Linked DNA regions of Homo sapiens: all the other regions are linked to region 1. Evidence: read pairs that join two places in POLR2A ChIA-PET (ENCODE). Cell type or tissue: Panc1. All regions are shown on one strand. Region 1 overlaps PTGR3 (prostaglandin reductase 3). Region 2 overlaps ZNF407 (zinc finger protein 407). Region 3 overlaps ZNF407 (zinc finger protein 407).

Region 1 (2,500 bases):
GCCAGTAGGAGTTTGGTAGCCAGAGATAAACCCTATTACTATCAAGCGCCCTTTCGTAGCCAGGGCGTCTACAGCCAAGTCAAACATGGCTCCCCCAACAGATTCATAGACCACATCGACACCTTCAGGGTACTCCTGCTTAAGGACGGTACCTACGGGTTCAGTTTTATAGTTGATAGGACGATCACAGCCAAGAGATTTCAGAAAAGCAGACTTTTCATCAGAAGAGCAGGTTCCAATTACATGGCACTTTGCCTTCTTTGAAAGCTGCATGGCAAACTGGCCCGTTCCCCCAGCTGCTGCTGTCACCAAAACTTTTTTCCCTTCCGACAGTCCTCCGAGCTCTTTCAGGCTGATGTATGCGGTGGTGCCACTTACCAGCAGGGTAAGATACTCGGGTTTCACTGAGGGCACTGGAGTTGCAATGCTGGCAGGCACAACTGTGTACTCAGCAAAAGAACCAGGTGCCATGTAAGCCACAGCTTGGCCAACTGTGTATCTGGCACTAGCAGAGAGGCCTAGGGCCACCACCTCCCCAATGCCTTCGAAACCTATGTCAAAGGGAGGCTTAACTGAGGGGTCATAGCGGCCTGCTGAATAGTTGATGTCAGATGCGTTAACACCAACAAATCTAAAAGAAAACAAACAAACAAATATGTTACGATGGGTTTTTTGTTAGGCATTTAGATTCTGCTTAGAGAAATTCCTCTAGTTCTGGCGACCCTGGAGGGGTTGCTAAGCTATACAATCTGATCGAATTTGAGAAAATTAGTCCTGCTGCTCAGATAAAAAAAGAAATTAAACAAGTATTAGTTCAATGTGCTTTGTCTCAGTTTTTGGCATATTTTTTCCTTTCATCAGTTTAGAAATAATTTCATATCATTTTAAATGGCAAGTTGTTTGTTTCACATTTTCACATGCCATTTATTTGTCTTCTTTCAAAAGTAGAAATAAGCAAAAAAAAAAAAAAGAAAAGAAGGAAAAAAGAAAAAGAGTCAGGAAATCCTCATTATATATAAACTTCACTGGAGCTGTGAGTTGGAAATTAATTGGCCTCTTAACAAAGATGTTAAAAACAACACTGGGATAAAATATATTCAAAGAAGTAGACTTGTATTGATTCTGGCAACAATTTAACACTTAAGATAATAAGAGTAATGACAATGATATTATTAAAGATTGATGGAATGTGCAAGGTCACTGGTTGCTACATGTTCCTGCAGGGGTTGTTTGAAGCACTGTTAGAGTGGCTGTCGCAAATTTTCTTTCTGATGTAACTACATCCAGTGTGAAAATACGCATTTTGATTAATTGAACAAAAATTGGGTAGAGCGATTTTTATGAAACATTCAACATTTCACAGTCCTTTTCAAATGAAAAGGAAAGCAAATCGTTACTATATTTTTCCTCAACAAGAAGCAGAGACATAACTTGATTAATACCAGATGATTATTTTCATCTTGGTATCCGGAGTCAATTTAATTGCGAGGCCAGTATTTTTCCCAGCTTTTTTCATCTCAGTATACCTCCTAACAAAAATATCCTGATACATAGGAGGAAAAAAGCCATCTACTAAGAATGTCAGAAGGTGGCTTAGACACATAATGGAAGACCCTAAAAATGTCATTTCCACCTGTAATAGAATGAAAAGGTAATAGTAACTGGTGGAGGAGGAAAGCCGTTAAGCAGGTCATTTAAAAGGAATTCACTTTTAATTTAACTTAATAAGCCAAAACTGTCCTGTATGCGATACACTTTCACGGTGATATAGGTAATACTCTGCGCTTATAAAAGCTCACTTATGATCATCCCCCATGTATCTACAGGACAGAAAAGTCTCTGTATATTGTAGAAATAAGAACGCAGGGAGCAACTGCTTTCTGTTATGTCAAGCTGCATTCAGACGCCAGCACACCACACAGCCTCAATAACACCCCACACAATTCCATACCCGTGGAAGATACACAATCATGAGAAGGGGGAAGATGAGTTTTGCTGGTTTCTTATTTGGAATTTAATATCAAGATGCCTACGTTCTATTTTTTTTTTCCTACATTCTATTTTTAGAGAAGGGAAAGAACCTGCCATCTTTCCTTTAAATTTACATAATTCTCAAGGCCTGGCGTTTTAAAAAGGGCCCACTTCCCTGGGAGCTTGCTTCTGGACTTCACAGCAGCAGCCCAGGGCAGAGCCAGCTGGAGCCCGTCTCAGTGCCTCTGCCTTAGGCTGTAAAGCAAACTCCAGGAAAGGTGCCCGTGGGGGTGGAAGTGACGGTAGGGTTTGCTCTGGAAGTGGGGGGACAGGAGCCGACCCACTGCCAGTTGTGTTCTGTGCAATCCTTTGCCCACGATTAACCCTTCCCACGCCCTTCATCCCTCCCAGTTTGTCCCCCTGGTGTCTCCACAGTCCCAAAGGCAGTAGCCGCTCCTCTGCAGGGAGACCCCGCCTTGGGGGGACACCCGGGCGGCCAGCCCCTCTGCGACGGCAGTCCTCCCCACCT
Region 2 (2,500 bases), 250 kb before region 1:
GCAGGAATCTGGTCCATTAGGGAACTGTGGCTGGGCTGCTTTATTCTGGGAGAAAAGTTGAGACCCTAATGGGAGGCGAGAAAAAACAAAAGATAGGCTCAAAGTAAGGAGAAAAAGGGATAGTGTATGTTTTGTGTGTGTGCATGTGCGTGCACGTGGACACACACTTTTACATACCCACATAAATGTATTTTACACATATTTTAGTCATTGTGGTACCTCAATTGACTTAATTTCTATTGACTTTTCCAATATTAATATGTTCAATATTTTATAACAAAATTTAATGCTTTCTAAAGGGAAAGAGGCCAGTTTCAATATTAATGCCAATTAGAAAAGCATTTTTTGATCATTTGGCTCACTTAAGATAATCTCAAAAACCAACTTACCCAGAAACAGTTACTTGGGAGAAACAGACAAAATGTTACTTCTGAGTAATTATTTTCAAAATAGATACTTGTGTTACTGTGATCTCTTTGTATACTATTGTTAATATATATCTTTAATCTATATCATAAATGACTATGATTAAATAGCTATATGATTATGTCAATACAGATATTATATTAAGCTTCTCTCCTTCCACTTAGGATATAAAATAAAAAATGTTGGGCAAAGGAGAAAATAATATGAAAGTTTTCATTGTTGTTTATTAGGAAATCAGTCCTTTAAGAAAGACTGGCATTATAATCATGCAATAATTATTAATGTTTTAGTTAATGAAACTAGTCATAATTTTTTTTCAAGTATTATATAACATAATTTTATCATTTGTTACTAAGCAGTGAAGTTATATTGGATTAGATGTCACTGCTTTTATATAACCCACATATTTTTATATTTACATTTTAGATTATGAGTGTATGAAACCGCAACACACAGGGGAAGGGGTATTCCTAAACTATTGTCCAATCCAATGTCTAACCTTAGCCCATTCCAGCCACCAGTGAACTTCATCAACACCATCATTGCCATCCTTTCGAGTGACCATTCTAGTCCAGTACTTGACGAAGGAAATAAATGACATTATCAGTAGGGAAAATAAGGACAGGTGTCACTGGATATATCCACTCTAAATGGAGCCCCAAGCATTGTAATTCAGTTTAATCCTAAAGGTGTTGTTATATGTTACAAGCCAGTCGTGCAGTCTACAGATGCTATTGATATAGTGATGCTGGAGGAGTGATAGTCCAGAGATAAGGACCTAAGTGTGGATCTCATGAAGTCAGTGTTTGAGGGGAGAGGAAGGAGTGAGTGAATCCAGTTAGGAGTTTGGAACCCTGAGGGTAGTGCTGAGGGGCCGTTTAGGGTCGTTTAGGGATGGGCTGAGCTGCAGAAGTTGTGGGGACCGCAAGTCCAGAGGAACTGGAGAGAAACTGAAGGAGAGTGTTTACACAGGCACATCTCGGGGAGCCACTGGGTCAGGAATCTGATGTATTTGGAGAGAGTAGTTTAATTCTGGGGCATGGGGTAAATTTGGTGCCAGTAGAGAAGGGACCTGGGAATTGAGAGAGTTCAACCTAGATTTGGTAGAGGACATAGCTGAAATCAAAGGAAAAGTTGCAAACCCCAGAATCAGCATTTAAGGATGAGCCAGTAGCCAACAGGGAGATGAATCAGGAAAATAGCTGATATATGGAGCTGGCGCTGGGCTAGCCTTGGTTGTAGGTTAATCAGTTTTCTAACTTTGGCACAATCAGTATGTCTTTACTCCAAAGCAAGTATTATTCTTCATAAGAGCTACATTGTGATGTACTGGGTAAGGAGAAATAAAAGGTTAAGTCCTGTTGGCAAAAATTTCAATGAAATAATGTTCCAAATACCCCAAGTAACCCTGTTTTCCAAGGTGGTGATAACTAAGTGGGTACCCGAGTCACATCAAGTCTCAGGACCTGACCAGCAGCAGATTTCTGGATCTGCACATTCTCGACACATCTTCCGATGTTTGTGAGGTCAGGGAAAGGACTTCATCAGGCTCGGCCAGCCATCCTCTCTCCCTGCACACACGGTGCACGTGTTCCTGTCTGTCTGTGCTGGCAGAGTCCACAGGAGACCATCAGTGGCAAGACCATACTTTTTTGTACATTACATGATTCCTACTTCAGAAAGCTCTAACTTAAGGAAGTTCATCTATAGGTTGAGCCAAAATATTCTTCCTTGTAACTTGCCTTGTTTCTGGTTCTTTTTTCTGAAGTTCCTCATTAGAAGTCAAATTCCTATTTTAAAGTATCCACCCCTTTTACTTCATCTTGAAAAGTTGCTTCTTTCCTAAACTTCAGGTCAAAAATGAATCCCCAGCCTCCAGCTTAATCCAGTTATAGACGTTCATTGTTTATCAAATTGAATAACTTTTTAGTATCCTCCTGTCTGTGTCACATCCCCACTTCCTCATCACATCCAGCTCTCCGTCCTGCTTGCATTCCTCCTGACATCCACCAGCCTGTCCTTGCTGGCCTCGGTGTGGCCCACGTGTGCCCACAACAGAGACCCTGCTCTTGAC
Region 3 (2,500 bases), 190 kb before region 1:
AAATCAGAAATCCCAATTATTTGTTTTAACATAGAATTGCATTTTACAAGCAGTGCTGTCCTAGACTTAAGGAAACAGAGTAAGTAAAATATCTTGGATTGGAAAGGGTGTGAAAGTGTAGAAATGCTAAAAGTCACAAAGTGGGAAAAGAAAACATTATGCACATTTTGTTGTTTTGCTTAAGGCCTTCATGCCAGCCATTGTCCTGAAAATCACGCTAGTAGTCATCCAGTCCATTTCTTTTCTGATCGTGTGTTTGCTAATAAAGGACAACCGTGATCTGACTTCCCAGAATTCCCAACCACATATTTCCCCCTGTCTACATGAGATTTCATCTCATGAGATTTGCCGAGAGAAAGGCCAAGATGTATATTTCCAAAGAGCTCTCTGTGACTGGCCAGGTCGAGTGTGGGATGTTTTGGAGGTCCAGACAAGTGATATGGGATATGCAGAGATTTGTGTGAACTGTTAATAGAACAGTGAGACTGACAGCTCACTCCAGGGTCATGTGTACAACTAAATTCCCAAAAACAGCAACAGTCATGTGTCACCAAAATAATAAGTGGGTCACAGGCTGATTTTCTGCCACTTCCTTGTGACTGCTAAGCATATGCCAGGCACGTTATTTTTTGTATCCCAGCTGCTTACACAATCAGATATGGTAAATCGGGCATGCTGAAAATTTCAGTCACATTGGAATCAGCAGCAGTTGCATGAGCACAGCTGTATTTAAAAGCAGTGAGGATGCCCCAGACACTTTTACTATATAGCCATGGTGAAACCAGAAGGAACAACTCCTGCCGTTGTCTTGTTTTACTTGAGAACTTGGGAGTACTTTTTGGTGCATATGTCTCTCTCCTTTATGTTAGACTAATAACGGTTTTCACATGCCTCCTACTTGTGGATCTATGTAAATGAATGTTTTCCTAAAGGAAAAAGCATATATTTGAAGAGCAAACAACACTTAAGTCCATGAAATGCTGCCCTGTCATACTATCAAATAATGGCTCCTTGTCAAGTACAGTCAGATCTCCTTAAGAACAACAGAGGATGTGGCATCTCCAAATGGCCCACAAGAAAACTGTGCTTTATCCCCTGTGCTTTGTCAGGCAGTGAGTAGGAAGGGTGGTGGGAACACAGCACTTGGAAAACCTGTGTGGAATTAGTGGGTTGAAAAGCTGAGTCTTATTTATAAAATCTCTTTGTTACTCTTGGCTTGTGTTTAGTTTTCATTTTTCTTACTCGATATTTTAAATTTACCAAAGTAATAATGGACTTCTAGCAAGTAAAATAACACAAACACGAATAAAGAAAAACCTGAAGACCTCCTCAGATACCTGCAAATCACTGCTCATAGCACTGTGGACTACCTTTCTCTGCGAATAAAAAGCATGTGTCCCTTACACGTTTTTTGGAAGGTGTTTGAATACTATACATTTAATTCTGTAGTTTGCTTTTTTCCTCCGGATCAACAGATACAGATATAATTTTTCATCTGAATAACTGTATAACAAAATAGAGCAGACATACCTTAGTTGATTCAGCCATTCTCTTACAAATGAACATTTGGGGTTTTACTCATTACCACTACAAACAATGCTATATTAAATATTATTACACATAAAAAAAATCTTTGCTTACAAAGAATCCCAGTGATAAAAGTAAGTAGTAAGAAAATATTCATCCATTTAAGTTTTTTTCCCAAAATCAGAAAACACTTGTCAGTATTTAATAAATTTTTGTTGAACAAAAGAATGAATATTGGATTTATTTTGGTCTCAGTATTCTTATCATGTCAAAATAAGCTCTACTTAAGTAGTACCATTTTAATAAATTGAATGTATCTTAAACTCGCATTATAATTCCACTTTGAAAAGGCTTATAAGGAGAAATGAAAAATTATTGAGGCAAATTTGGTATATTTGTTTGAAATACTTCCAAGAAATATAATTTGTTGAAAGTATAAATTAGCCCAATGACAAATAGACTTTTTCTAGCAAGTGTTTAGGAAGATTTTTTTAATAGCCTAGTAAAATTTACATAGTCATTGAGAATAGGAGAATTTAAATTCCTGTTTTGTGTTTAAATATTTATCATGTGACATATTAAAACTCTTCTTTTTAAACCTGCAAAAACAAGTTTCACCTGGTTATTGATATATTTAAATATTAAAGTAAACCTGTAACACTAGCACTCTGTTACAGCTGTTTGACATGACAGTTGAGCTGTCACATTGTAGAATGTATCGTCAATACATTCTGTTTATGGTGTCCTTGGGCACCTGTGCTGAAATCCATTTTCCGACACTTTTTGAGTTAGCTGAATGAACATCACAGGGCTTGAAGCCCACCTGCTATACACATAGTGTATGTACACATAGTGTATGTACACATAGTGTATGTACACATAGTGTATGTACACATAGTGTATGTACACATAGTGTATGTACACATAGTGTATGTACACATAGTGTATGTACACATAGTGTATGTACACATAG

What was found. Peaks named below come from ENCODE experiments on the same cell type or tissue, not always from the same donor. Only the 100,000 strongest peaks of a DNase experiment are listed, where the experiment ranks them.
Region 2: POLR2A ChIA-PET joins it to region 1 with 6 read pairs; 6 of 35 experiments call an interaction of 5 or more read pairs at or near these places.
Region 3: POLR2A ChIA-PET joins it to region 1 with 5 read pairs; 2 of 35 experiments call an interaction of 5 or more read pairs at or near these places.

Annotation. Positions count from the first base shown.
Region 1 is chr18:75,201,710-75,204,209 of GRCh38, forward strand. It overlaps PTGR3 (prostaglandin reductase 3), which reads right to left. Exons shown (of 2, transcript NM_175907.6): 2 at 1-631. Among named protein-coding and RNA genes, the nearest start is that of PTGR3, 6.2 kb to the right of the region's middle. In Panc1, no CTCF peak of the experiment used is centred here; no DNase peak of the experiment used is centred here; H3K27ac peaks cover 345 bases.
Region 2 is chr18:74,953,845-74,956,344 of GRCh38, forward strand. All of the region lies in intron 8 of ZNF407 (zinc finger protein 407), which reads left to right. Among named protein-coding and RNA genes, the nearest start is that of PTGR3, 250 kb to the right of the region's middle. In Panc1, no CTCF peak of the experiment used is centred here; no DNase peak of the experiment used is centred here.
Region 3 is chr18:75,009,902-75,012,401 of GRCh38, forward strand. All of the region lies in intron 8 of ZNF407 (zinc finger protein 407), which reads left to right. Among named protein-coding and RNA genes, the nearest start is that of PTGR3, 200 kb to the right of the region's middle. In Panc1, no CTCF peak of the experiment used is centred here; no DNase peak of the experiment used is centred here.